3 separate regions of the Homo sapiens genome follow, and all the other regions are linked to region 3. A link is a loop called in an ENCODE intact Hi-C map of the cell type or tissue named here. Cell type or tissue: endothelial cell of umbilical vein. All regions are shown on one strand. Links, peaks and the distances in the headings refer to the core of each region. The heading gives the core; the rest is flanking DNA. Region 1 overlaps SLC9A9 (solute carrier family 9 member A9). Region 2 overlaps SLC9A9 (solute carrier family 9 member A9). Region 3 overlaps SLC9A9 (solute carrier family 9 member A9).

The links. Hi-C counts contacts between places; a loop is a spot of excess contacts. Peaks named below come from ENCODE experiments on the same cell type or tissue, not always from the same donor. Only the 100,000 strongest peaks of a DNase experiment are listed, where the experiment ranks them.
Region 1: it touches region 3 in a loop (5-fold over the local background); 6 of 110 quality-filtered maps call a loop at or near these places.
Region 2: it touches region 3 in a loop (3-fold over the local background); 4 of 110 quality-filtered maps call a loop at or near these places.

Annotation. Positions count from the first base shown.
Region 1 is chr3:143,439,819-143,450,219 of GRCh38, reverse strand. The region is part of intron 12 of SLC9A9 (solute carrier family 9 member A9); the gene reads left to right. Among named protein-coding and RNA genes, the nearest start is that of SLC9A9-AS1, 100 kb to the right of the region's middle. RefSeq lists an enhancer at 5,544-6,743. In endothelial cell of umbilical vein, for the core only: no CTCF peak of the experiment used is centred there; a DNase peak (open chromatin) is centred at 6,269; H3K27ac peaks cover 2,690 bases.
Region 2 is chr3:143,346,874-143,357,274 of GRCh38, reverse strand. All of the region lies in intron 14 of SLC9A9 (solute carrier family 9 member A9), which reads left to right. SLC9A9-AS1 (SLC9A9 antisense RNA 1) reads right to left here. Exons shown (of 4, transcript NR_048544.1): 4 at 10,204-10,289. Among named protein-coding and RNA genes, the nearest start is that of SLC9A9-AS1, 9.8 kb to the right of the region's middle. In endothelial cell of umbilical vein, for the core only: no CTCF peak of the experiment used is centred there; a DNase peak (open chromatin) is centred at 4,884.
Region 3 is chr3:143,296,570-143,306,970 of GRCh38, reverse strand. All of the region lies in intron 14 of SLC9A9 (solute carrier family 9 member A9), which reads left to right. Among named protein-coding and RNA genes, the nearest start is that of SLC9A9-AS1, 40 kb to the left of the region's middle. In endothelial cell of umbilical vein, for the core only: no CTCF peak of the experiment used is centred there; a DNase peak (open chromatin) is centred at 4,050; H3K27ac peaks cover 1,839 bases.

The sequences.
Region 1 (10,401 bases), core at 1,396-9,395, 140 kb before region 3:
TTATCTTATTATTTATATATTTATATATTATATTTACATAATATAATAAATATGTATATTATATAATATATATTAAATTATATATTTATATATTATAATATATAATATAATATGTATATTATATATGTATTTATATATGTTATATTATATATACATATTATATATGTGTGTATATATACATATATGTATATATATTATATGTATATATGCATATATGTATATATATGTATATATACATATAATATATATTATATATATTATATAATGTATATTATAATATATATACATGTAATATATATTATGTAATATTATATTATATGTTATATAATTATATATTTATATAATTATATATTTTATATATATAATTATATATATATAATACATATAATTATATATGTAAATATATAATTATATATATAAAATATATATAATTATATATAAATATATATAATTATATATACTTGTATAATTTTTATTTTATATAATTATTTTATATAATTATATTTTATATAATTATATAATATAATTATATTTTATATAATTATATAATATAATTATATTTTATATAATTATATTATATAATTATATTTTATATAATTATATAATTATTATATTTTATATAATTATATTTTATATAATTATATAATTATAATTATATTTTATATAATTATTTTATATAATTATATTTTATATAATTATATAATTATTATATTTTATATAATTATATAATTATTATATTTTATATAATTATTTTATATAATTATATTTTATATAATTATATAATTATTATATTTTATATAATTATTTTATATAATTATATTTTATATAATTATATAATTATAATTATATTTTATATAATTATATAATTATAATTATTTTTATATAATTATATTTATATAATTATATTATATATTATATAATTATAATTATATTTTATATAATATATAATATATAATTATATTTTATATTATAATATAATTATAATTATATTTTATATAATTATATAATTATAATTATTTTTATATAATTATATTTATATAATTATATTATATATTATATATCATATTATATATTATAATTATATAATATATATCATATTATATAATTATAATATATAATTATATTTTATATAATTATATAATTATAATTATATTTATATAATTATATAATATAATTATATTTTATATAATTATATAATTATAATTATATTTTATATAATTATATAATTATAATTATTTTTATATAATTATATTTATATAATTATATTATATATTATATATCATATTATATATTATAATATATAATATATATCATATTATATATTATAATATATAATATATATCATATTATATAATATATTATATAACATAATATATTATAATTATATATAAAATAAATTTTAATTCAAAATTATTTACATTTGTATTAAAGCATATTATACTGGAATAATCTTAGACTATTATAAATGATACTGTGATTATTTTATTCATGTAAAATTATTATATCTCTAATTTCTTTCTTAGGATAGATTCTTAAAAATGGAATTAGAAAGTCAAAGGGTAGAATATGTTTTAAAGTTCAAAATACATTTTGCCAAATTGCTTTCCAACAAGGTTGAATTAACTTAAACACCAGCAATGTAATCTCTTCTTTCCTTGGTGGCTTTCCAGTTGTTTTCTTATTACTCCATGATAATTGCATGCTTTTGAGGATGCCTAACAATTTTCTAAAACTTTGTCCTGATTCCAGAAGCTCATTTTTTCTGGGTCTGCAGGAAGATGTTCCTTTTTCCTCATTCAGTAAAACATCTTGATAAGCTTTGTGTTAATTTTCTTGTCTTTGCTAGTACTTGACTATAGAGAAATCTTTCCAGACTCAGTATTCGCCAATGGACAGGTGTGTGGATTGCCCCTGGCTCCCCTCAATGCTCATCTAGTTGTTCATCACATTCTTTTCTTGGAGCCATAGCTAGAGGTCAGTTTGCAACATTTATTACCCAGGGCCCAGGATCTAGCAAACATTCATCTTTCGAGCTATGCCCTATTTGCACAGAATTTTCTGCTGTCCTTACCACTTAGTTTCCAGGCTGTCTGGCCAATGAAGCACATTCTACTCCTGGGATCTCCACCCATGGCTACCATTTTACTAATGGGACACTTAGTCCCACGGGATGCAATATGCCTTTGAAAATGCCATCCTCCATCCCCCATTCTTTCCTTCATTCATTCACATTTATTCAGCAAATATTAATTAAGCTTCTACTGTGTGCCAGCCAATGAATAAAGCATAGAGCAAGAGACAGAAATAGAACATAGAAATCCCTGCCTTTGTGTAGCTGACACTACATCCCTAATTCACCTTTCATTCCTGCCCTATGATGTGTTGTCATAGGTTTTTTGGTCGATACAAGCACGTGTTCTTCAAATTGGGGTAGACAGCGGGGCTATGAACAAAGTATGTTTCTGCCATCTTTAGACAGACAACGATGCTCTATTCTCCTGTTTGCTTTTCTCAAAATAACCATTGTCAGCATTATGAGTATTGAAAACTCCTGTGATATTCCACACAAGCTTGTCCATTGCATAGGGTTTTCCGTAGTATTGGAATTGTTTGCCTTTTCTGGGCCTTGAAATGGATTTTAGTAGGAAGTTAGCAGGAACACCATTAGGGAATACTAACTGGAAACCATTTCAAATAGTGATACAAGTCATTTGCAAAAAACAACTTGCCCTGTTTTATTTTTTTAAGGTTAACTTTAAGGCAATGGTTTTCAGAGAGAAAATTATTCTACTGGCAACAAAAGAAACACAAGACTATAGGAGTAAATGTATTTTGTAAAATTAATGATATAATAGTATTGTTTTTGATGTTGTGTGTTTTACTTAATACTTTTGCTTCCAGTTCTCAACACAAACATTTGGCTAGGAATTTTTTTCAGTCACTGAGCCAAATTCTCAGTCTGCATAACCCAGTAGGGCACCAAGGTGAAATGGAAATCTGGCCTGTGTTTACGTCTTCACAATTAATTTCTCATTGGGTTGTGCAGTGTGTCTTATAGCTCCCAATGCATGCTGTAAAAATAAATAACAACTTTATAACTTCGGCTTCCTCCAAGTATATTTGCAATAGATGAGGCTTAGAGGGGGATAAGGTGGTAGTTTCAAGTATGTGGTGCATGTCACAGGGAAACAGGAAGGCAGAATATTGATCATGGCTTTCAACACATGTGTCTCTGGGAATCACTTTGTCACACATATAACCCTCTTCTAAACATGCATGTGAGTACATACACATATGATTGTGTGCACACATGTGTGCATGCACACACACACACACACACACATACACACCTACCTTATATCTCAGCCATATTGAAGCATTTTAATTTCCCCCAAATGTGCCACACCACCTATTTCTTCTTCCATGCCTCACACTAAGAGTCAGTCATCTCTCCTGAGAACCTTTTACCCATCAGCAGCCTCCTGCCCCAGCTAAGGTACTTTCCTGCTTTGTACTCCCACCGCATTCCCACATTTCCCATCCTGATAGATCACACCCCACAGAAGTAACTCATGGTTCACTAATGGATCTGAATGACAACTTTCCACCTTAGACTGTGAGACTCCTGAGGGTAAAAGTGAGGTCTGGACCTCTTCCCTCTGTCTCTCAGCTGTTAGCACAGTGCCTGGCACCCAGTAGGCATTCAGGGCCTTTAGGAGCTGCTCATCAATCATCCCGAAGTGCCCTAACCCATTTACCTTCCCACTCTGCTGAGCAACAGGTTCCAACTTTCTCTCCTCAAGCCCCCATAACCCCTTCCCCAGCCTTCTCTTTAAGCAGATCATCTTTCCAATTCGTAAGAGAATAGAAACAGTCAGAAGATAACTTCCACGAGGTCCCCAGTGTATCTACCTCCTGCATCAGTTTCCTTAAACTCCACCTTCCACCATATTACAACCGACAAACTGGCCTCACTCCAGTTAGGGCCCCCCCTTCTACTTGCCTGTTAATCATATCCTCTCTACTTATTGGAAGACATTACTCCAATATTTGTCTCTTTTTTTCCCTCATATCATTATTTTGTCCTTTTCACTGGATAATTTAAAAACCCAGATTAATTACTTTTATTTTTTAAAATAAAACATTTCTCTCCAGCTACAGCCCCATTCTCTGCTGTCCTTTACAGCAAAATCCTTCAAAAGAGCTATAATTCATAGTGTCTACCAATCCTTTCTTCTCACTCTTTCTTAAACTTACTCTGAGCAGTCTGTAGCCCCATCATTCTACCAAAGCTGTTCTTGTTAGTCTTGATACTCCCCTCAGCGTTGCTAAGTCCAATGGTCAAGCTTCACTTTGCATTTTATTGGACAATCAAAAACTTTTAACATAATTGATCTTACTTGAAACACTTTCTTCACTTGGATTCTAAGACACACTCCACCTAATTAATCTCATACCTCCCTGGCCACCTATTGGCTAGTGTATATGCCAGTTTTTGCTGCAGGAACTAGTCCTAATATCACAATGGTTTACAACCATAAAGATCAGTGTTTTGTTCAAATTCCATAAAGGTATGGTGTCAGCTACAGATCTGCTTGACTCTGCTGGGTTCATCTGCAGCTCAGCTCGGCTTGACTCTGTTTGGAGCTCTGTGCCATCTGTTTTCTCACTCTTAGACCCAGGCTAAAGGAGCAGTCCCATCCGTAGCATGCTATTCTCTTGTAGCAGAGGAAAGGAGCAAAAGGATTGAAACTCCCAAAGTTTCCAAGAGCTTCTGCTGGGACATGGCATGTATCATGTCTACTCACATTCCATTGGTCAAAGTAAACCTGTGAATCACATCTCCTATGTGAAAGGGGTAATAAGTTGTTTGTCCTCATCTTAAGCCCATGAGATGTGGCTTCAGTGAGACCATTGACAAGTTTCATGCATGTCCTCAAAGGACTGGGGAACCCCGTGATATACTCACTGTCTGACTCACATCTAAGAAATCTAAGGTGTCAAAAACTAGCTGAAGTGGTCTACAACAGCAGAGTGAGCCACAGCTTGAGAAGTTCCTACATTCCCACCAAGAATGTATCTAAAGAGTGTGTTTCCTATTGATTGACATGTGTGATATAATGGAGAGAGCCTCTGTGGAGGTGGCTTACTTTCTGACCTAGAATGTTACCTGAAGGGGTGAGAAGATCACAGCAGAGGAAAACCGGGGCTATGGAGTTAGATGTTCAGGGGCCAAGGCAGTGGTGGATGGACACACAGTCCATATCAGGAAACTGCCCATCAGAGGGCCCAGGGGTAGACGGAACCCTGAAGAGACCTCACAAATGCCCACATGGGCCAGCTTCCAACATCCACCACAGCCAAAGGGAAATATGCCACATTCATGCCAATTGAATGAAACCTTTCTTTCCCATTTACCTCTTCCTTTTCCTCTGTCCCCTCACCTTGGAGAAGTCAAGCTAGCAACTAGGAATGGGGTAAGGAAGAGAAGGAAAATAAGAAGATTGCCCCTTCACCCCTGGTGGCAGGCCCAAGCTGATGGGGTAGGAAGACTCACTCCAGCTGAAATTTAGGGATTGTTATTATTACATATTACTAAGCTGAGACTATTTATGTGATTAGAAGTCACCAGAGGACTTAAAAATAAACTATCTGAGACTATTAAAAAGTCAAGGACCCCGCTCCAGAGTCTGAAAAAGTAGGTATGTACGTGTGTGTTGGGGAAAGGTGGGGCATGATAAAGTTATTTCTTTTGCACTCCATGAACCACATTTGTTCCAAGTGGCCTAGGCTGCTGTGCCATTACCTGGGCTGGTTGCATCTGCCTGGGCTTCATGATAGGAAGAGGTTGCACTTCAACTTTGTGGAAACCTGGCAACTTCATTAACATCTCCGACTATGAGAATATAGGAGGCTAGAATCTTAGTTTACAATTGGCTGGCCTCACATTTGACCCTGTTTACATAAAGGAAATCTAGGCATCTGGCCAATTTAGGACCAAACAATTTCGTAGCTGGGGTGTTGAGCTTCATTTCCTTCTTCATTTATAAATGCAGTTGAAGCTGATTCCAAAGCATTTTTAGGAAGTCAGTAAAAACATTTAGGCGTCACTACTACTGTTTTATTAAATTTCATCTGTTGTTTTGACCTTGCTTGTGTTTAAATACGGAAATAAAAATCTGGGTGTGGCCGTGGGGGAGTGAAGGGATGTTAAGTCATTACACCACCTACTTATCCAGTCAGGAAACCCCAAGCCACTGGTCCATTTCCTGCTTTAGTAAGCCAAGGAATGCAATCGTGTCATGTGTGTGACTAAGGGTAACATGACTCAGGTTAAGAACTGGGTCTATTGAATTTGTTTCCTGGCCAAGAAAACTACAATTCAATTGCTACTAGAGTTAAATGGAAAATATATACTTTTGCCTTCATTAGAGCTATTGCTACTTCTAAAGAATTGTTGGGAACATAAGATCAAACTTAAACATGATAGCATAAGTTCTACTTATTGTGAATTAGGACAGCCCTTGGGAATATTGCCTTTTATTCCCAGCTCTACGTATGCTTTGTGTTGGACCTTAGACATCATACCTCTGTCCTTACACATGAAAAAGAGACTATTGCTAGTCAACACTCAATACCAGGCAAATTAAAAATGCTCATTTAAACACAGGGTAGACTACTATGATCCCTTACCTGTGGATTTATTTGTTTATCTAGTTCTTCATTTCTTAAAATGGTACCCTTCACAGAAGCACCTCAGGGTACAAGCAGCACATTAAAACAGTAATTAAAATAGATAAAACATTACAAAACAGCAATTAAAGGAGCAGCAAATGAGATTACGTCTTAAAACACTATTATGCTGAAAACCTTTAAAAAAAAAAACTGTTCACCTTATCAGTATAGCAGGCACATGGGCAAGGAGGGGAGAGCCTTTGTTGTGGCTTTGAGAAGTCACAAATGGAAAACATGTGGTGAGACAAATGATTTTAAACCTTGCCTCTCAATGTAATTTTGTATCTCAAATGTAATATTCTGGCCCCCAGCCCCCACACCCCCAAGCCCTAATCTGTTCCCCTACAGGGGTGGCTTGTTTTATACCATACCTTAATGTGTCTCTTTAGCCAGAGCAGGCTACAGAGGATTCAAAAGACTCTTTCTTTCCCAGAGGCTGTAAATGGAGTCCTTAGTCATACTTTATGTAGCTCAAATGGCAGTTGATCATGCTTAAGTACTAGAAACAATCAAAGGACCATAACCTCAGAGAACATTCTTCCAACTTAGTAGGAAAATCTTTGTCATTCATCCCTAGCTCCCACCCCACCGGGCCCCATGGGCTGGCAGTTTTCTTACACAACATCATGTCCTCTCCCATCTTGTTTTATGCCTAAGCAAGCCTTTGTTCGTCTCTACTAACTGAACTCACCAGTCCCATTTCACTTTCTAGTGCTAATAACGCTTACTTGCAACATGTGAGTTTATTTATTTATTTATTGAGATGGAGTTTCACTCTGTCACCCAGGCTGGAGTGCGGTAGCACAACAATCTTGGCTCACTGCAACCTCTGCCTCCCGGGTTCAAGCAATTCTCCCTCCCTCAGCCTCCCAAGTAGCTGGGATTACAGGCACCCACTACCACACTGGGCTAATTTTTATATTTTTAGTAGAGACGGGGTTTCCCTGTGTTGGCCATGCTGGCCTTGAACTCCTACCTCAGGTGATCTACCCGCCTCAGCCTCCCAAAGTGCTGGGATTACAGGCATGAGCCACCGTGCCCAGCCCATGTGAGTTTAAAGTTAGAATTTACATAGGTAGCAAGCAATTTGCAAAAGCCAACAATGCTATAATTGTCCAGTTTTTAAACATGTGAGAGCTTGGTGAGCATTCTGACCTTGGGAGCTGAAAATATATTGTCTGTTTTATTGACATGAGGGCGTATCTCCACTGAGATGCTGCTCTGTAACAGTACATGAGTCCTTTCAGAAACTGTTTTGTAGGAAGCCCATCTTGTTTGTATAAAATTGTTACTTTATACTCATTTTGCTCTACGTTGATCTTAAAGGGTGGAGCTCCACTGTGCAGGCACCTTCCTCAGCAACCTGTCTCCCTCTCCTATTTCAGTAAGGCCAAACCACCCAGAATGGTTGGATTGATGAGTGGGTGGGTGGATGGATGGGTAGTTAAGGGATGGGTGGTTGGGCTGATGGGTGGGTGGAAGGATGAATGGGTAATAAGGGTATGGGTGGTCAGGTGGGTAGAAGGATGGATGGGTAATTAGGGGATGGGTGGTTAAGTGGGTAGGTGGCTGGATGGATGGATGAGTAGAGATGGATGGATGAGTGGATGGATGGATGGATGGATGGATGGATGGATGGATGGATGGATGAATGAGTAAATGACACACTGCCTAGAAGGTATTTTAAAGGACACTTTACATATGGCCAAATTGATAGTACAGGGCGGAGATGGGGAACTCTGAGAGAAGGGCCCTCAAGGAGGCTGGCATAGAAAACAGAAACCACAGCCCATCCAGAGCACACATTGATCACTTCAATATAACTCTGCATTGAAAGATAACAAGGTTTTTTTCTTCTGGAAAAAAAAAAAAGTGCAGATACTGGCTGATGTGAAATTAGCAATCACAGTCTTAGGTTGTCCTAAATGCTTGAAGGATGCATATGTTTAACTGCCAAGATGCCTTTGACTAACTCTTGGGTTCTTGATAAAAGTAGAGAGACCAATGTCTAGTAAGAAAGTGACTATAATTACCTGCTAAGGTATCTGATGCAGTAGGAATATTAGTTTGTGTTAAAAGTGTTTATCTGAGGTTTTCTGTGAGGATCCCACGTTATTCATAAGTACACTTCCCACCCTCCCTGGCATAGCTCCACACCCTTTTTCACATGGCCTGAAATTCCCTTTAAAGCTCCAGAGAGTACCTAGAATATCCGTTAAGCAGATATTCTACCACAAAGTGGAGGAAGGAGTTGAGGAAAGAGTCAAGAGGAATTCTAGCTCATTCCATTTACTCATGAATACTCATGAGATTCTCAGTTACTGTTTACCACTTTGGCAAACAAAAAGTAGGGCCCTGAGAAAATGCAACTTAGAATGGGTAAGTTTTGATGAAAGGGAGGAAGGTTGGAAAGGTGAGAATGATAAAAGAAAAAAACTGGGTTAACAAGAATATGTCAGCACAGTAAGATCCTAGAGAAGAGTAAGCCTGTCTGAAAGGGCACAGCACAGAAAATGGACAAACTTCCTGATGTCACCAAATAAAGTTGCCCTCAAGTCAGTAAATAGAATTCTGAAGAACAGCATCTTTAAATCTGTAGTTTTAGACCAAGCTCTGTAGAATAACAATGCCCCAAAGTTATGCCAGGCTTGCTTTAAAGCCTCTTGTCCATGAATATATTTAAACGGCTTCAGTTTTACCAGCAAAGCTCCTTTGGGGTGTACACTGTTCAAGTGGCTTTCTACCACCAAGCTGTTTATCATTTTGTAATTTCACATCAAAGAGAGTATCACTACATTCAGTAAAGACCTGCATCGGTAAGCAAAGGCTTGCTGTGGCCCTTGGCTAACACAGACAGGCTCATATACAGCTTCATTTACCCGGTGGGATACCCTGTGGAACATGAAGAGCATCGTGAGCCATGCGGGCTTTGAGAGCAAAGACCTGGAGGCACCTCACTGTGGATGACCTGTATCTCATCTCTGCCTTGTGAAGTCATGGAGCCTTCATGTATATGACTTGTCCCCCTAGTTAGGGGCCAAACTCCTTGAACCACGTTAGTCTTCCCCGTAACCCCGACTCTCCTCATTCTCCAGAGCACCCAGTGAATAGGGTGTTTCCCCTTACTCTGCCAATCATAAGCAAAAGGGAACCCTCCCAGAACTCAAGCAGCATTAGCACAGTGGAGATTAAAGATACCATTCAAATGCCTTAAAGGACTTTGTTGATTTCCCACAGGAAACATTATAAATTGCTGTGTTTTCAGCACTTGTAAAATCCCTAGGTGGGTCTCCCTGCAGAAGAGAGGGGCAAACAAAAGTCACAAAAATTCTCAGCCACCGTCAGCATATGCTCCTTGTGTTTTCTGCACCATTCACTCTTTCTTAACTGTCCCTTTCCTGCTGTAAGCACAGTTTGAATGTGGTTTAAGTGAGCATGAAAACAATGTAGTATGCATTGGTTAATTCTGCTGCTCTGGAAAACCAACAATGTCAGAGGCAGGCTGAATTCAGCCCCAGGGCAGTCTCTGAACTCCTGAAGCAATAAAACTGCTGAGGGCTTCATTTTAAGGCCCAGAGGTTGGTGCCTGAGCTTTAGAAGGGCCACCTCTGCCTCTGACATGACTAACTTCTGCTTTATCCTCATGGCCACACATTCCACTGAACC
Region 2 (10,401 bases), core at 1,086-9,085, 50 kb before region 3:
CATTGGCATCATCAGAATTTCATGGGGGGATGAACTCTTCAGGAGAGCCACAAACTAAAATCATTGGTAGCTCTCACTTGCAAAATGTAAAGATAACTCCACAAGTAGTTTCAGAAAGCAACAAAATTTCAAAATATTTGAAGTAAACATAAGCAATCAGCTTCCTAAAGGCTCTCCCTAAACACATTCTCTAATGGCATCCGCACATAAATATGCACATGGCATTATAACTGCTTCTCCTGGGAAGCTGGCTGTAGGGAGGAGCCCAGCTTGCATTGGGCTGCAATGCAGCCATCACTCCCATCCCCTGGTTAATAACACCTAGAATACTATTATTATTTTGGGGTATTTAGGTTGGCTTTTGGTCATCCATATCCTTACAGGTGCTGCTGTAGACAAATCCCATAGAAAGTCTTTGACTTAGCACCTAAGTGAAGTGGAATTAAAGCTTCCTGAAAGAGGCTGGGTTCAGTGGCTTAACCCTGTAATCCCAGCACCTTAGGGGGTGGAAGCGGGAGTATCAGTTGAGCCCAAGAGTTTGAGACCACCCTGGGCAACATAGCAAGACCCCACCTCTACAAAAAAAGTTAACTGAGCATGGTAGCATGCACCTGTAGTCCTACCAACTAGGAAGGCTGAGGCAGGAGGATCACTTGAGCCCAGGAGTTCAAGGCTGCAATGAGCTATGATTTTGCCACTGCCTTCCAGCTTGGGCAACAAAGTGAGATCCTATCTCTTAAAAAATCCTGGGAGAAAACATCAGCTTCTTCCTGGACTCCTGTGTTCTTGTGACTTTTGGGTAGGAATCAACACAGGGGAATTTTAACAGTATCTAGAAACATGTGCAGTCTTTTGTTCAGGTAACAACTTGGATCTTCCATAATTTCTTCTTCCACATAATAGGAATGATACATACTATCCTCTGTTTTGGCTGAATCCATCAGTAAAGTTGGCTAGTTATTAAAACAGCTTCCTACTGATGGCAACTGATTCACTGGCCTCTCAGAACCAACACATTTAAAACAGTTAAATAGTGCAATTTTCTCAAGACCCTATGGCCTAAATACACTGCAATATTCTGTAGTTGGTATAAAACTCTTCTGGAGACCTGACAAGTGACTACACGTATGACTTTATGAATTGTTACCTAGGCACAATGGATTCCCCACTATGATTATAAAATATTGTGGATCCCAAGATGGTAACTGATTTTTGCACAATGATCCTGGGATTCTACATAAGCTTTGGTATCTCTGCTTTGTTTTGCTTTTTTCCCTGGAAAAGTTTTAATAATATTTCTATTAAATGAAAATGCTTTCATATTTCAACTTCACTTTAAACGAATGATATGAAGATCTAGATTTACACAAATAAGAAATCAGAAGGTCACTTCTCCCCTTGTAGAGTGGATAAAATAAATTCCTTTAAATCAAATTCAATACATTTATTATTTTCTCAGTGCAAAGCACCACATTAGACTTTCCTCATCAATTTATTCACTCGCTTATCACGTTTATCAAGTCTACCACATGCCAGGCACCATCCTGGGCACTTGCGATGCACCTGTAAAGAAATTCCCACAGAGCTGTCATTCCAATACAGTTCTGTTTTTAAACTTCTGATTTATGGAGAGCTTTTCAGGAACACATCTATGGTATAAAGAAACACACAGACATTCCACTGTTGGTTTTTATCAAACGGAAGCAAGTCTTGGTCTGTGGCCAGAAGCTATTGATTTGCTATTATAGCCTATCTACTTACTAGTTATGTAATTTTAGGAAAGTTATTTAACCATTCTGTGTCTCCATCGCTCATCTGAAAAATGGGGATAATGGAAGTCCCTACCTCATAGCTTTGTTTTGATAATTAAATGAATTAACACAAAACACTTAGAACAGTGCTCATTACATGTATTATTATTATTTATACCTACTGATAGCCACATGTCTTAAAGACAGGCATCATGTAATGTGTATAATATTGTCATTTATTATCTGAGTGACTAAAATTTCCATTATTTTATATACTTGTAATAATTTTTAGTTGCAACAGCTGTATTTTAATACCATTTCAAAGTCTTTAGTTTCCATAAAGGAAAGGTTTCACTTGGGCTATAAATCAGACATAATTCTTCTTCTTTGATTTTGAGTAAATGGATGGAGCTGGGTGTTAAGCTGTTCTTTTGTGTCCTCTGTTCTGCACATGCAGTTGTTTCACTTATGACTTTTCTAACTTATAGTCCATCATCTCAGTTATTTTTCTGGAAATTATACTACAGATAGCAATTTTGACTTGATAGAGAAGTGCAGCAATTTTTCTCTTCCACAATGAAAGCAATACAAGCCTTTGATGATAATTATTACTCTTGTACCTTACTGTGATAAAGGAAATCTTTCAATTGCACCTTTCAGGTGAAGCCATGGTGTTTTGTTATTAGCAGTGTGATGTTATACTGAAGATTTCTAGGTCAGTACTGAATCATTTTATTAGGAAAAAAAGAGAAAGAGAAAGAAAAGATGATAGGACTTACAAAAACATATGTATTACCTTAATGCTGCCAGTATTGAATTTAGTTTTAATATTTGTTTCCCATGAAAAAAGAGTATAATGTTTAAATGTTCTTTAATCATTACTTGGTCACTCCTTTTCAATTGTAGGAGCCAAGATATTTGCAGGCTGCCAACAAGCTCATGAGCTACCAGAGACACATTATCAGCATGGGCCATGGCTGCCAGCTTCACATATTACCACCTGCCAGTGAGACACAGTCCTGGGTCTAGCTCGCAGACTGCAGTTATCCAGCATTTGTCTGCATGTGAAGCTATGATAGACATCACACAGAGTGTTGGGCAGACATGTCTCTTCCCTAATTAAGGTTCACTTCACAAGGTAGATGGTGATGATTCTCAATGTATGTCAAACCAACTCATGAGAAAGAGCAGGCAAAGAGATTATTATGCTGGTGGTTAATAGAGGAAAAGCCTGTTGAAGAAATAAATGCTATTCTTCCAGTCATGTGAGAAAGTGTCCATGGAGGAACAGCGATTTCGTAACATGAAATTAAATAATGAGAAGGGAGGAAGAGCTTTCCAAGAATAGGGAGTAACATGGGGAAGGTCCTGTGATGAGTGTGGCATGAATAGATGCGAGAGAGCCTGAATAACCCACCTGAAAAGTACAGAATTACAGGAGAGAGAAAACAGGTGGTCTGGAGGGACAATGAATAAGCCTTTGAAGTCAAGCGTGAAACCCTTATTCCCAGTGCCTAGTGTAATCAGAATTCTCTCTTGTTAATATTTTATACTTTTTTGGTTACTTGGATGGCTAAAGGTAGAGTGATGTGGTACAGGCTAAAGTAGCCTTTAAAGTTTCCTTTCTGTCACAGATCTTATTGCTGTGAGGCTTGGGTTTGGTTTTCATATTTCTTCCCCCAGAAAAATAATTATTCTATTATATTTTATTCAATTATTTTAACTAAATTGAATTTTAATTCTTCTTCCCTAAGGGGAAAAAAGTCTTCTGCCTTCTCCTAAGCCACAGAGATAAAGAAAGAAATGGTGATTGCCCTTAAGATGCCAGCATCCTAATGAGGTAGATTGGTGGCACCAGCCACCAATGCTGAGAGCTATCACAAAGTCCTGAGCAAAAAAGTGTTTTTTTAGTTTGTTCAGGCTGCTATAACAAAATACATTAGACTAGTAGCTTCTAAACAATAGAATTTTATTTATCACAGTTCTGGAAGCTGGGAAGTCCAGGATGAAGATCCCAGCAATGTCCATGTCTGGTGAGGACCCGTTTCCTGATCACAGAATTCACTTTCTTGCTCTATCCTCATGTGGTGGAAGAAAGTAAACAAGCTCTCTTAGGCCTCTTTGATAAGGGCACTAATCCCATTCATGAGGGCAGAACTCGCATTACCTAATCACCTCCCAAAAGCTCCACCTCTTAATGTGATCACCTTGGGAGTCAGGCTTCAACGTGTGAATTTGGAGAGACACAAACATTCAGACCACAGCAAGTGCCATGGAAGCCAGAGAGGGGTATAGCCAACTAAACAGCTTTGGAGAAGCCAGGAAGCCACACTGAAGTGACTTTGGAAGTCGGTGATAAAAGAGTAGGAATCTGTAAGGAGCAGGGTTGAGAGTGTGAAGGACTTTGTGGCAAGGAAACAGCTCAGGCCTGAACAGGGTGCAGAGTGTTCAGAAAATGGTGAAAAGTTCAGGGCAACTAGTGGGAAGTGAAACCAGGGAATTATCATGTGCACAGATTGTGTAGGGACCGCATGTGTCCCGGTTAAGAAAATGGATTTTATTTATTGACAGCAGGAAACCAATGCAGCACTTTAAGCACAGAGCCACAGAGTCCTGTTTGTTATAATGCAGAGAACTGGTGGCTGTATGGAAGCTGATCTAACAGGGAGAAGAATAAATTGAAAATAATCCATGATCCAGGACAGCTGCCCTGCAAAATACCCACCAGTTTTCTGTGTGGATAAAAATGTAGACAAATTGTTTCATTCTACTTTGAAAACTATTTTAGAGCATTCAATGTGTGTTCCCAATATAAATGAGTTAATATAGAAAAGTATCATTTCATTAAGATATTGATTCTTAAATTTCCACTACTGAAAATTATCCAGTGGTGTAATTGTTAGGGCCAGAGTCTACTAGAATGTTTTTTAGCTAAAAAGCCAGATCAGTCTCTAAGCTTGTCTTCTAGTATTTCAGTGGCCTTTTAAATGTAGGGGAAGAAGCATCAGAGAGCTAACCTTTTTCCAAAGGAAACAGACACATCCTGAAACCATTGCCTTTGACATCCCTTGAAGCCATTTCCTTGGAATTCCTTGAAATCTACCAGTGTATTAGGTTTCACTGACCTGTCGCCTATAAACATGGCCAGAAGTGATTTCTAGCTCATGCAGGCTGCTAAGCAAATCTTTCCTTAATCCTTTAACATGTGTTTAATACCTCAAACAGGAAAGACTGTAGCAGCTTTATTTCCTCACTGCCCCTTCCCAGCAACTGCAAACACTTCTTCCCACATCCCTCGCTATGGACTAGCCCTTGGGTTACAGGTGCCAAGCCCTTTGCCGTTCCTTCTACTGGTTCATGTAGACACAGAATTATGCCTGGAATGCCCAAGAGCAGCGAGTGGGTGTCAGTCATGAGGGGTGGCTGACCAAGGCTGACTGTGTGCACTGCAGGCTCTGGGTGCTGAAGGAAGAGAAGTCCCCAGAGTACCCCAGGCAGGTGCCCCACATGGTAAACAACTCTAGCAGTACAAGCTCAGAAGCCTGGTATTTAACTGGATTGGCCAACTTTTTTTCCTTTTTTTCCCCCTTTTCTTAGTCTAAAGTCCTCAGGCCTTCTCTGATCTGAAATATTCAGAAGATGAACATTATGGTAATTGGTAATTGTACAGGCACTTTGCAAACATCAAGTGCTTCATAAAGTTAAAATGATACTAAATTCAGTGACAGCTTTATAGACCTGAAGGCCTTCAGACTCATTTTGCAGATATAAACAAAGAATTTTATTACATTTTTATTATTTTTAAATTCTAGCTGATTTCCTGCTATATTCAAGTTTATGATGAGTACATAAGTCTCTTCTCAGTCCAGAGATATGCCTTATTGAGAAATCTTCCCCACCTCAATCTTTGGCTTCTACAAATCCCACTCTTTGGAAGATATCCCACTGTGGAATGGGTACTCCCCCCCACCATCAACTATTCACCAAGAATCCCTCTCCTTGACCTTCCAACAAACAGAAGTTGATGCTCTCCAGCTGAGACCCTTCCTTCTCGGCCTAGCCTTTGTAAGAACTGTTTGTGTTCCTGTTGGGAACTACAGATTAAATCCCTGATGAACGTACCTATCTTCCTTGCTAGCTCAGTCTTTTGCAAACCTTTGAAAATGTTGTCTAGGCCATTTAGAAGGGACATAATAATATTTAAATCAGGGTTTTTCAAACTGCTGATCATAACTCATTAGTGGTTCTCACAAGCAATTTAGTGGGTTCCTAACCAGCACTTCTTAATAAATAGTAGACTAGAGAAAATATCACAGTGCATTGAGAAATTAGAAGTAAATTTTGTTTCATAAAACTTGTTTCAGGGGTGTGTGCATGTACCCTGGGTTGTGATATAACATGTATGCCTTAATGGGATCATAATCAAAAAGGTTTTAAAACCTTGATCATTGCTGGTATAAAATTCTTGTGTAGGAACCCTCAGGCCTTTCCCCTAATTGCTTTAAGTACCCAGCAAGTTGAGCAGGGAGCTGTGAGAACACAAAGGAGAGAGAGCCCTCAATTCTGGGTTTATTTTGGAAAAGTTAACAGTTGTTGGTAGATTCGAGCTGAACTTTGAGAAAAAGATGGAATTTGACTAATAGCAACTGGAGGGAGCTGGAGTAAAGGCCAGATTACGGGGAGAGAGAAGCAACACGGAGCTGTGGACAGAGCAATGAGTTTGAAGATCTGGCTGCTAGTCATCCCTCAGCCCCTCAGCTATGGAACTCTAGTTCCAGGCCTGCCCTGAGCCACTATTTTCTAATCTGTAAGATGAGTATAATCATATTTGCCCCACAAAGTAACTGTAAATTTCAAATGGAAAAAGGTGAATGAAACCACTTTGAACACTAGAAAATACCAAACAAACACAACAGACGTGTTTTCTTTTTCCAGACAAAGCAAAGGTCACAAGTAAAGGTGCAAATGTGGAAAATTATTGTGTGTGCTTGGGGTTAAGTGAGGATTGCAGCTCGGCACATATAAGGTTGGCCAGGGAGGAGAGACTAACAAGATGTGTTCACGGAAATCTGAAAAGATTTTGAGTATCAGGTGAAGGTGTCTGGATTTGACTCAGTAAATAATGAGGAATCAGATGATTTGTAGACATAAGAGTGACATAGTCTTGTTTTAGAAAGAGCTAACAGCAGTGATTAGGGAGAAGTCACGGGGGCCTCAATTATGGTAGTTGCAATGGGAATAGAAAGGAAAAGTATAGATGCCAGAAAACTCTGGCCTCAAATCCATAGAATCTGATGCCGCATTATTGGGGGTACCAGGACTGCAGAGAGAAAGGGCCAGGCAGGTGCCAGTTGTGAGGAAGTAGGAGCCCCAGGTGACTGTGGGGTTCCAGCCCTCATGACTAGAAGTCTGCTTATGCCAGTCAAAGAAACAAGGAAGGCAGAAAGACTACTCTTGTGGGGAGACAATATGTGTGGTTGGTTCCCTGTCTCCAGGTAGAATCCTATTTATATGAACCTGCTCCATTTACCTACTGAGCCAGTTCTTCGAGGTAAACAAGCCACTTGCCCAGCCTTGCCTCGCGGATGGAGTTCTCTAAACCTCTGAGTGAACTTGTTTTTCTCTGAGTGGCTCTCTCATAGGGGGATGCTCTACAATTAATATCCTACTCAAAAATAGGCAGAATACTTATTTTAGTATTTTGTGCTAATTCAGTCTCATCAACTTGTCTTCTATCTGTAGACTTCACTTAAGTTAACCGCCAGGTTAACTGATGTTATGAATACAACATTGATATACCACATCCTACCAATCAAGTTCAGACTCAATCGCCTGGAACAGCACAGAGCATGAGTCAAATAGCTAGGTTCAGATCTTTGTCACCTACTAGCTGTGTGACACTGGGAAAATTACTTGAACTCTCTGAACCTTGATTTCATAATCTGTAAAATGGGGACAGTGACAATGATAATACCTATCTTGCAGGATGTTTGTGAGATTCACACTATTATACTTACCATACATAGCATAGGGCCTAGAAAAATTAGGTCCTTGATAAAGGGCTGCTCTTGTTATTATTATTAAAGGATGTGAGTTGATGGGCCCCACCCTCCTTTACAACCACATGCTGAAGCTTTTCCCTAGTTCTGTGGGATGAGGCTAGTCCTGGTTCTGTCCAAAGAAAAGAGCTTCCAGGGCTGACCTGGCAGGACCCACCTCTTTAGGAGCAAAAAGATTATCACCATCCCTCTCCTTTCAGGTAAGCACCTTTAAGCCCAGCTACAGGCTCTTCAGGCAAAATTACTTTGTTCCAGCTCAGTGATGGACTGAAAATGCTAAGTGTCCCTCACAAAGAATAAACAGGCAAAGATGGGACTGCTACATGCGTGTTACTCCCGTCTGCCAGTAGCTGGGGGCAGAGAGTTGGAGACTGAGGAACGAATAGGTCCCCATGGCTGTAGTCAGCAGAGACCAGGGGCAGCTGGCTTCCTCCTGCCCCAAGATCAGGGGATTCTTGGGAATCTCAACATGCAGTTGAACCCCAGCAGTCACAAAGCAGCAAGATTAGGAGTCAGAAGTTCTGATTTTGAGCCCAGGCTTTGCAGGCTGCATGAGCTTGAACCAGTCTCTCTAAGCTCCAGTTTCATTTGTAAAGTGAAGGAAATGCCCCTCCTTGTTTTTTAACCACAACAGCAACTCCCCCGTACCCAAAGCGTTCTAGACACAATTTCATGAACTCCTAAGACCTTGACAACCCATGATTCTCATATGGTATTCTCCATGTTTTTTAATAGGCTTGGGAAGTAGAGTTCATTTTTTAGCTTTTCCAACCAAAACTATATTGCACAATGGAAGTGCTTATAACAAAGTATTCTGTAAGAATTTGGCTTTTTATTGGCCAAACAAAAGATACTTTCTTAAAAAAGGAGTATACATTCACTCATGGTTTTATATGAAAAAAAGAGATGCCTAGCCCTCTGTTTTACACTTGGAACCTATTTTCTAGAAATATGGTGCACTTGTCATGGTTTTTATCCTTACAAATTCAACATAATGTAATAGCTCTGTTTGATGGCATATAGTAAATAAAGGTGCTTTCTTAGACTCCCAGGAAGTAAATAATTGGCATATTAACTTCCTGTGATTCAATCACAGAAAGCTTACATGAAAATGAAAGAAATAAATGGAATAAAGTCCAACAGACTGCCATCAATAGCTGCTTAACTTCGGGCCGGGCGCAGTGGCTCACGCCTGTAATCCCAGCACTTTGGGAGGCCAAGGCGGGTGGATCACAAGGTCGAGATCAAGACCATCCTGGCAACATGGTGAAACCCTGTCTCTACTAAAAATACAAAAATTAGCTGGACCTGTAGTCCCAGCTACTCAGGAGGCTGAAGCAGGAGAACAGCTTGAACCTGGGAGGTGGAGGTTGCAGTGAGCGGAGATCGTACCACTGCACTCCAGCCTGGCGACAGAGTAAGATTCCCTCTAAAAAAAAAAAAAAAAATTACTGCTTAACTTCTTATCCAGCTTTCGACTGAGCTGGTTTTACCCTATTTCTGATAGAAACAAGGAAGCAATCTTACCTCACTTATGATATGCCAGAACTCATCTTTTTATGAGATAATTTAAATTGATTGTCACCTTACAAATATATTTTTCTAATGGCATCCCCCGTATCATCTTGGTTTTGGAACAATCCTTTCAAAACAGAATTAGAAATAGCTGCTCACTCACAGATCTATAAAATACATCTCAAGTATTTGGAAGAGAGGGTTGAAAATATAGCTGTCCCAAGTCTATCAGAACAACTGTGGATGAGTGGGGGCAGGGGACAATATTGGTGGTCTTTTTGTTATAGCAAAGGGCAAGAAGCATTTCTCTCTCCTTACAGGTAAGGAAACTGAGGATCAGCAAAGCTAGGACTAAAACCCAGGGCACAGGATTCCCCTATCCGGGTGCCCTTTCCTTACCCTGTGCTTTATAACTCTGGACCTTAAAGAGATGTAGTTCCCATCTAATTTCTGGTTTAGCCAAAAATGCCTGCATTTTCTTATGCCAGATTCTGTTTGGGGGAAGATAGAATTTCATTTTTATTCCTCCATTTATCTGTTTCCTTTGGGTTATCTTCTTGATTTCCCCTTTTATCTTTCTCATCATCCATTTGTTAATGCAAACAAACAAAACTATTTCTGCTTCTTTCCCACAACTGCCATCTGATTAAACTCTACATAAGGTCCCTTCTTTATTAAAGCCCTAAGTAATTGGTTGTGATGCTTGTGACGATTACTGGGCCAATACATGGCTACATTCAATGATGAAATATAGCTAGGATGTTTCTTCTGAGAAAAATTTGACCTGTCATCTCGTAGCCTCACAGATTGGTATATTTTGGAGTTGTAGCCACTGCTTCAGTGTATGTCTCCTACCAGGTCCAAGTTAAGATCGTTGAATTGTTAGATGCTTTTTATTTGAGGCTTACATGGTGAGGAGAAAATAGAAAATTCTATTTCCTTTCATCTGCTTCTCTTTTTCTGTCTGAAAAATAGAGAAAAGTTAGACTTGTTCTTGAGCATATTTATTATTTGATAAAATTGACAAGAGTCATCTGAAAAATTTTGTAGAGTTTGAATACAAAGTTCTTACTATT
Region 3 (10,401 bases), core at 851-8,850:
ACTGAGACCTGAAGGATGCATATACAAACTACAGTAAGGAAATAGCATGTGTACAGGCCAGGAGGAAAGAAAGAAGAGAAAAGCATGTTTGAGAAAAGCCTAGAACAGGGAAAGACAGGGCTGAGAAGAGAAAATACCAGAGAGTGTAGGAGTGAGTTTGCCATATTCTAGAGTTGCATTTTCTGCTAAGGAAGCCATAGGCATATCTATTTTTTAGAACCATCACTCTGACTGAAATGTGGAGAATGTGTTGAGGGACAAGAGGGCAAGCGGGGAGATCAGGTGATGGCAGGATTCCAAGCAGGAGGTGCTGCTGACCTGGGTCAGGTTTTATGTATTTGTTTAACAGGCATTTATTGAGCTTGTGTCATGTACCTATCACTGTGCCAGGCCCTGGTGATTCATCAAAAAGAACATTGTCCTAGCCTTCATGGAGCTTACAGGCAAGACATGTTTTTAAAGATATAAGAATAAACTCAAGTGCTTACTACATGCCAGGCACAGTACTTAACACTTTGCATGCATTATCTCATTTAATTCTCCCAGCAGTTCTAGAGGATAGATTCAAATGTTACCTTTGGTTGAGACAGTAGGTGGAAAACTGAAAGCAGACAGGTTCACAGTACAGGCATCTGCCCTGGCTTTCAGTGCTTTCTATGAGGCGAGCCTGTGGTGGCAGGAAGGTGTGTGGATTTGAGAATAAGGGCAGAAAGGGCCAGGTCCTCTGGGGAGGCCTCAACCTTCTGCCAACAAACCTCTGCTTTCCTGTCCAGTGCCCCCATTATGTTCCCCACTGCCTCCCTGATGGTGCATTAGCATTGTACCAGTCCAGGAAGAAAGGTTAGATTAGAACGATAAGGAGAATAATGTTCATATTTGTCAGTCTCACATTTTAGAGGGTTTTTTTTTTAAAGAAATTCCATTTTTATGATTTTTCAGGTCATACAAGGGGGAAAAAATCAAATGTTCATAATCTGCTTAAACTGTCAATTAGAATATCCCGCAAGGAAATTGTTAGACCGTTTTGTCCATTGGCAAATAAATACAAATTTGATGAATAGCAAGCATTCTTTTCCATCACTTGACAGCTGAGAAATTGAGACAAGCCAGGAAAGAAGCTGAGGAGACAGTTCTGTAACTCAAGCCGTGTTTCCAGCCAGCCCACTTCTGGCCAAAGACACACCCCTTGTTATCTTCAGTCATTTCTTTTTTAATGAGGTGATGGGCAGTTAGTTTTGGTGAGGGGCTTTAAATAGAATTGATCTTCATTAAACAGATCTGTCAAATCTGCCAAAAGACTTCCTTGAGACCATTCCACATGATAGTATTTGTGTTTTCATAGGCAGCCTCTTCTGTAGACTCTCTCTTCCTGTCAACTCACTTCCAGCACAGCATCCCTGTATAAAGACGTTGAAACCCCAGTGGTTGTGAATTTTTAACAAAGCAACAATATTGCCTTTGGGACTTTAAGGTCAGAGAGACCTAGTTCAAATCCTCAAGTCCTAGTTGCCACCACTTATGAACTGTGTGACTCTGGGACATTTCCTTCTCTGTGCCTGTTCCTCAGCTATGAAACGGTATCATCTACCTTCTATCACTGTCAAGGAGAATGAATGTGGTAGCGAACATCAAGGGCTTAGCACTCAGCATGTCCATTCCCATCAGCAGCAGCTGATCTAACCAAGTGACTGCGATTCAGTGAGGGGGTTAAGAGGAGGGAACACGAGTCACCTGCTAGAACATAACGAAGAAATGCTTAATACAGCTTCTCGAAAAGTTGCCCTCAACCCTCCCTTTCTCAGCCTACCCAGATGCCCCATATCAGTTGGCATTTAAGATTCTTGAGCAAACAGATATTGATATAGAAGTTGTGATTTTGCCTTATCACTCCCTTAGTAGATGGAAGGGAATCATTTTCTCAATCCCAGAAATTAATAATAATGTTGATATCTGGTTCACGTTCAGATATCAGAATATAAAAGTACTCTCCAGAGTTATTATTCATAGACCCAAATTAATTGTTGACCCTGAGTTATAAACACCAGCAGGAGGAGCTAGGCTGCAGAAAAGTGTATAGGGGTGCTGAGCCCTAAGGGTGGTGGTGCTCATCACCTGGGCTTGCAGGTAAACAGAGCCATGTGTCAAGACTGAAGCATTTAATACCACTGGACTTAAGTCGTAATAGGAAATGGGAGGGTGTTAAACCAGCCTTTAGGAAAACTAATACAAGATGGATTTTGAATGTCTGAGGGAACATTTTTGGAAGAGTCATTATTAAACTTCAAAGAGAATCAGCCTTATCAGCAGTGATAATAGAAATATATTGGCTTTTCTGAAGATAGATCTTGGGTGTCTCGTTTATGAGCCAGCCATGGCTGGACTTTTATCAAGTCTGTCAACTCGAAACCAAGTTCTTAACCCAAGGCCTGAATGCTGCCAAGATGAAGCCATGTCTGAACAAGGCAATAACATCCCCTCTTATTCCAAAGTGCCTCTCTTGTAAAACTCAAACTTATCAAGAGGCTTTGGATTCCTCTCTCAGTTCCTTGTCTTAACAGGGGAATACATCCCATGTCTAACCAGAATGTTTGTTGCTTCTGGAGTCAAACATATGCGCCTCCTAGGCACAGCCATTAACGTGGGTGTTTCTTGGATGGCTCAGACAACCAGAGTTTGGATTTTAATGGCTCTTTTCACCTCTCTTCTCCCTGAGGCCATCTATCTAGGAGAAATCTCACCTATGTATGAGAGGCAGAAAAAGGAGAAATACTGAAATAATTGCATTTTTATCATAAGCAGACCTATTATGAAGTTATGTGGCAGGAAGAGACCCAAAACAATGGATACAATTTGACTTATCCACCATTCCAGTGGGTGACTAAGAAGTGACTCTAGTTGCCATCTTCCCACAAAGGTCTAAGAGACCTCTTCATCCTCTTTCCCCCATTCAGTATATATATGTTTTCTGGAAATCTGTGCCAGTAAATGTCCAGTGGAGTATTTTGGTTTTGCTTTCTAAAGACTAACCTGGAATGAATAAAGTTCCTCTGTTAAGAAATGGAGAAAACAGATGTTTTAAGTCATCTTTTTAGGGGACCAAGGGCAGTGCCTCTGCCGGCCTGAATCTAAGTCTTTTTTGGCTTTTGGGAGGAGTCAAATGGGCCTGGCAAGTTTTGCAAGGGAAATCTCAGAGGTCATCCAGACCTGAAGTGTAGGTAAGGAGACCCTGGTTTAGCACAAGGTGGAGTCAAGTTCTAGTTCCGCTATTAAGTGTGTCACATGAAGCAGGTCACTTATAAATACCTCTCTGAGGTTTAGTATGCTCATATGTAAAAAGCAAATAATATCTTTCCAAAGTAATCATCCTCAAATGCAAGTCTCACTGTGTCTTTCCCTTGCTTAAAACCAGACACCTGGCCCTTCCTACCTAGTCTAACCTCATTCTCATCACTTAGTCCTCCTCTTGCTGCCTCTCATGCAAGAACACACCAGCAATATTGGATAGCATGCTGTTTCACACCTCTGCTCCTTTGCACATGCTGTTCCAGCCCCCAAGAGGCCTTGCCTCCTTCCCTCCTTCCCTCAAAAAAAAAAAAAGAAAAGAAAAAGAAAAAAACCCACCTGGAACAGGAAAAACATTTGTTCCCCTTTGGAAACTCAGTTCAGATATCACTTTCTATTTGAAACTTTCCCTGAACACTCCTCTACACACCCCTCCCCAGCCCCAACACAAACACACAGCTACTTCTTTGAGTCTCAGACTGTGCCTTGTTCTCATCTGCCCATGATCCAGGTGGGCCTCTCTAATTTGTACAAAGGCTGTGACTAGGCTGGCAGTGGCCCTGGAGGAGTAAGAGTCTTTGGGGACAGGAAAGCAGCCAGAGCGTGTGTGTCACACTGGAAGTCCGGAAGGGAAATGCCTGGAGAGCCAGTTGTCCCTCTGCAGGGGAAGGGCACGATGTGGAGAGGGCGGGCAGGGAAGGCTGCCAAGAAGCCCTCCGTGGTGTTAGAAGTGCATGTCTGGGGCTTAACTGAGATGGACTTGTAACGTGGGAGGGACTCCACACTCTTGTGGAGGATAATTGAGAACAAGGAGGATTATGCAATTTGAAAACATCGAATTCCAGAAAACGTGATGATTCTTGACAGTGACCCACTTCACTTGTACCCATCTGGCTTTATCCTCCAGTTCTGCCTGTCTTGAGCCTGAGTCACTCCTCGTCAAACGCAGTCATTCTGTCTGTTCCCAGTAAGGAATAAGACCAAACCTGCTGGCTGGTTGGAGGATCTGTCCTTTCTGCCAGCTCTCCCTCTCGCCATCTTCCTGGCTCTTTACTGCTTTCCTCTGTCCCTCCATCACTGCTCTTATTTCCTTCCCTCCTGCTATTTTTCCTTCTTATCTGGCTGTTTCAGGGGCTCTCTCCTCCTCCCCGCCACTCCACACAAACCTCATTCAGGACTCCCAGCCTTTCCTGCATCTCCTTTCTTGGGCTTTTTCAGCCCTTTAATTCATTCCTCTTAATATTTATTAATACAAACACCTCATTTTCACCTTCAATGTTTTTTTCTTTCTATTTTCTGGCATCTTTTGGTTCTTCTCTGCTACCCGATTTTCCATCTTTTTAGACAAGCATTCATTAAGCACCTACTGTATTCTGGGCAGTATGCTGAGTGCTAGTGAAGAAAAGATGTATAAGCCTATTGCCTGTATATACTAGGGCAATCATCCAGAGGAAATGGGGGCTGATGCCTCCAGCATCCCCCACCCACCATAGCTTTAATGCTCAAGGCAACGTGCTCCTCATCCTCTGCATCACAATCCAGAGTTGCAAAAGATTCCTGGCCCGCTGTGACAAAGGTGGGACAACACTGTCTTAAAGCCCCTAGCAGAGGTGCCAGGTAAGATATACCAGGCCAGCAGCTAGCAACACCTCTCTCCCCAACCCTCTCACTCTTCCTAGGGTGAAGGAGGACAAGTTGAGATAATGAGGATTCTGAACCTCTTTTATTTCCACTCTGCAGTTCTGCAAGGGTTGGCCCCTCCTGGTTTCATAAAAAACACCTCCACTGACATTAAGAGTGGCTTGAAAATTAACATATACAACTAGTATTTTGCACACCAGAAAAAGAAAGCTTTTCAGCTTTGGGTGGGCTTAGAAATGTGGTTGGGAAGACACTAACTGAAAAACACCAAGGGAAAGCGGAACACTCTAGGACAGTGGTTCTCACACTTTGGTCAGTGTCAGAATCACTAGGGGAAGCTGCAAAAACACAGGGACTGTGCCCTATACTACTTCAAAGGCCTGAGTCACTGTGGGCTCCACTAGATCCCCAGGTGATTCTGATACACACCAACATTTAAGGACTGCTGCTGGAGAATGCGTCTGTCTCATCTTCTGCAGAGGATGGCCCTAACACCCAGCTATTCCATTCTACTCTTGCCTACTGAAGGCTTTTTGTCTGCATGACCTCCACCCTCAAGTATAGGTGGACTTTTCCACTAGAGGGCCAAGAAAAAGGCTAATCCTGCAAGGCCAATCTTCATGCCACAGCTTTTAAAAAATCATTTCCGCCCTCTTGCTGATTTCTCTGCAGCTCTGGGGTGCATTAAACTTAAACTATGTGTGAATAGAAGAGGAAGCAGTTGGTACTATTAAAAGAGGGAGAGAGATAGAAGACTATAGTTTGAATATTACCAACTTCCAAGACTTACAAAGTATGCATTTTGCGCAAATGTCAAAATTTAGTAAGCAAATCAGAACAATTTGGGAGATGGGCAGCAGGAGTGATTTTAAAGCTGCATCTGACCATACACACATCCTGTGGCCGTTCTGCAGGATTAGCCAAGTTTTGCAAATGAGAAAATATGGAAACATACACATGAAAAGATTTCCCAAGGTCATGGTGAAGGTGGTAGTGGTGAGGATTAGGGGCTGAATGCTGTTTCTCCTGGGCCTATTTCTGAGCTACTGGACCACAAAGCTTCCTGAATGCAGATGTTAAACAGGTTTTTGCCTTTAAAATAAAGGTTTAAAAGGTTCTTATTTTGGCCATAGTTCAGTGCAAATCTGCAAATCTCCTAGGGAAAAGGGGACCTATTTGAAGGGAAATTAATTACTTCCAGCTTCTGGAACACAAATCAATTCAACTTTTCCCTGTGTTTTACTAAAGAGTGCTTTAAAGAGTGGTACTCCAACTTGGCTGCTGAGAAACTTTTAAAAAACCTGATGCTCAGGCCTCACCCTGTACCAAATCAGACTCCGGGCTTTTAAAAGTTCCCTCCAAAGATTCTGATGTACAATAGAGTTTAAGAGCCATTGCTCAAAGCATAGCCTTACTCATAGCATAGCTCTGTGGATCAGGAGCATAGGCATCACCTGAGAGCTGCTTAGAAATGCAGAATCTCAGGCCCCACCCCAGGCCTACTGAATCAGAATCTGCATTTTATTATAACAACATCCCCAGGCATCTGAATGCATTTTAAACATTGAGAAGCACTCCTTTAAAGCACTCCTCACTCCCCCTAAAAAAGTTTATACATTTCCAAACACTGAAGAGGTTTATCTGCTTCTTCCAATGAGGTGCAGAATGGGCAGGAGGGCAAATCACAGAATTTTAGAAGTAGAAATAAAAACAGCTAATAAGAATTAATATGCATGTCAAGTGCTCTACATGCATTCTCTCTTGATATTCACCACAACCCTATGATAGAGGTGCAAATACTCTGTCCCTTTTCACAGATGACCAAACTGAGGCTCAGACCTAGGTGAAACAGCTAAAATACCACCTGGAGAGGCAAAGTGAGGACTTACACTAATGCTTCCAGGACTTAAAAGCACACGCTTTTAACCACTCAGTCAGACTTTCTCAACCTGTGTGCCAAACATTCCAAATGGGCTACAAGTGCCAAGACATTTGTTCCCCTCAGCCCTCACATAGAGTCTGGGATGGCCACCCACTATAGAGAAAAGATTAGCGATCTCTGCTCTAAATTATGCTTTTTCCAAATCATACATTTTGCCAATTGTTGGACAAAAGAGAAACTGTGTCTTCTAAAGTTTAAGTGACCTACCTGAGGTCATCTAGCTCTTTAAAGCCAGGATAAGGCTCAGAACCCAGGGGTCCCAACTGCCTGCATGCCTCCTCCCACTAAGCAGTGGTTCCAAAGTATGGGCCCATAACCAGGAGCTTTGTATCATCTGGAAACTTGTAAGGAATAAAAATGTGTGGCAGGACGTGGTGGCTCACGCCTGTAATCCCAGCACTTTGGGAGGCCAAGGCAGGCGGATCAAGAGGTCAGGAGATCGAGACCATCCTGGCTAACACGGTGAAACCCCATCTCTACTAAAAATACAAAAAATTAGCCAGATGAGGTGGCAGGCACCTGTAGTCCCAGCTACTGGGGAGGCTGAGGCAGGAGAATGGCATGAACCCAGGAGGCGGAGGTTGCAGTGAGCCAAGAAAACACCACTGCACTCCAACCTGGGCGACAGAGCAAGACTCCAACTCAAAAAAAAAAAAAATGTGTAGGTCCCCCCAACAAGCTTTTTAACAAGCTCTCCAAGTGAATCTGATGGTTGCCAGTTTGAGAACCAGTCCATTAAAGCAAGCAGCCCCAGATGGCCCTGCGCTTGCTCAGAGCTCCTATACAGAGCTGCTCTGCAAATAAAGGTTTCTTAAGGGGCTTAGCTTTGAACTAAGCTGAAATTTACATGCTGGTTTTAATCTTCTTAGGGCCTTTTTTTTTACCCTTTAGGAAAGAGCTGTAATGTTCTGGGAAGAAGAAAGTAAATGATGGCTAACAGATAAAATTTTAAATGCTCTTTCCACATTTTCAACCCACTTCCTGCTTGGGCAGTAAAAATGTGAACATCAGAAAGAGAAAGGAGAACTGACATTTCTTGAGCACCCACTGTATGCCAGGAACCGAGCATACAATAATACAGGCGTACATACCTTGTTCACCCATCACTGCATTTAATACAATGATCTCTGAGAAGTGAGGAAACTAAGACCCAGGAAGATGAAATGACTTGAATAAGATCACAAACTCAATGGTGGCCTCAGGATTTGTTCCATAGCCTGTACACCTACATTCTTTTCCCTCCAGCAGAAAAGGTAAAAAGTTTAAGACACATACTATCTAGAATGATTGGATTCCAGAAATCCCAGAGCAAGCTTTCATAAGAGATCTGCCTACTCAAAGCCCCAGGGATGCCTAACTCAATAATCTTCTTTGTCTTTGGGAAAGGTCCTGTGCTGTTATGTTCTGTGTTCTCACTTCACTGTGGAAGCTGCTCTCAAAGTATAAGAATAGACCAGCCATGAAAAGTGAAATAGTTCAGCTATACTTGAGCATCCTGAAACACTTAGAAATCTATTCTTAACCAGCAGCATCTGTTCCAAGGCAGCAGGTCTAGCATTGCCAATGCCCTACTGAGCAGCCTTGAGCTTTGGTTTTTAGAAGACTAGGGAATGTATTTGCCACACCTCAGACTTGGGAAATGAAGATAGTACTAGTGAGCCACATCCTCCCCAGTAAGAGCTTGTGTTCATGCCACTAAATGCATCAAGGCTCTGGACTATGATCCAACAAGGAGAACAAAACGGTCACTGGCTCACTCAATCATAGGCAGAGATGGACACCTGGTTGAGGTTCTACATGGGCTAGGTTGCAGATCTATATGGGCTTCCTTCCCTGTCTGTGTGCCCCAGTACAACCTCTAAACACCCAATTCCCAATCACCATCTTCATCCACGGAATGGATACACAGTGGCTAACCTGAACATCAACGTGGGGGGAAGCCCTTCCACTAGTTCCAAATGGCTAAACCTAATGTAGAACTCAACAGGGAAAGTAAAAATCTTGTCTTAGCCTTTCTCATTCATGCAATAAAAAAGCCATTCTTTGCCTTGACAAAATGCAACTCAGTTTTTCTGTAAGGGCCTCCATGGGTGATTTTTTTCCCTCTTGTTTGAGGTTAAGTTAGGCCTGAGATTCCTTGCAAACCTGCATCCAACCCAACGGTTACCATTTACTTGTCACTACTAGGATTCCAAGGTCTACTCCCACTGCTTTTTCCAGGCACATACATCACAATCATGGCTGACTCTTAAAGTCAAGAAGGAATTCAATAAAGTTACAGGATATAAAAATCAGTTGTGTTTCTATACGACAACAAAATAGACAAAAAGAAAATTAATTTCATTTATAATGGCATCAAAAAATACTTAGGCATAAACTTAAACAAGCAGGTGAAAGATTTATACATTGAAAACTATAAAACGTTGATGAAAGAAATTAAAAGACACAAATGGAAACACATGCTGTGTTTATGAATTAGAAGACTTAATATTGCTAATATGTCCATACTAGCAAAGTAAAATTCCAACGGCATTTTTTACAAAAATAGAAAAGGCAATCCCAAAATTCATATGGAACCACAAAAGACCAAGAATAGCCAAAGCTATCTGGAGGAAAAAGAAAAAAACTGGAGACATCACACTTCCTGATTTCAAATTATACTACAAAGCTAGAGCAATTAAGACAGTATGATGCTGGCATAAAAATAGACAAACAAATGGACCAAAATAGAGAGCTTCTGCTCCGTTGGCCTATATGTTTTCACACAAGAAAACCATGTATATACAGTCAACTAATCTCTGACAATTGTGCCAAAACCCACAATGGGGAAAGAAGACACTCTTTAATGAATAGCACTGGGAAAGCTTATATCCACAAGTGAAACAATGAAGTCAGATCCCTACACCACACACACACAAAAATCAACTCAAAATAAAGATTTAAATTCAGACCTGAAACTGTAAAACTCCTAGGAAAAAATATAGGGAGATATTTTCATGACATTTGTTTAGAGAGTGATTTCTTGGATATGACACCAGAAGTAAAAGCAACAAAAGTAAAAATAGGCAAGTGGGACTATATCACAGTCAAAGGCTTCTGCATGTAAAGGAAACAATCAGAGGGAAAAGACAACCTGTAGAATGGAAGAAAATATTTGCAAACTATGTATCTGATAAAGGGCAAATATACAAAATATATAAGGAACTCCTACAACTCAATAGCCAAAAAACACCCAATTTAAAAATGGGCAAAGGACTTGATATTTCTCTGAAGAAGACGTACAGATGACCAACAGGTATATAAAAAAAATGCTCAACATCACTAATAATCAGGGAAAGTCATATCAAAACCACAATAAGATATCACCTCACAGCAGGTAGGATGGCTATTATAAAAAAGAGAGAAAGATAACCAGTGTTGGTAAGAATGTGGAAAAATTGTAACCCTTGTACAGTGTTGGTGAGAATGTAAAATGGTGCGGATGCTATGGAAAACAGAACTACCATATGATCTAGCAATCCCACTTCTGGGTATAT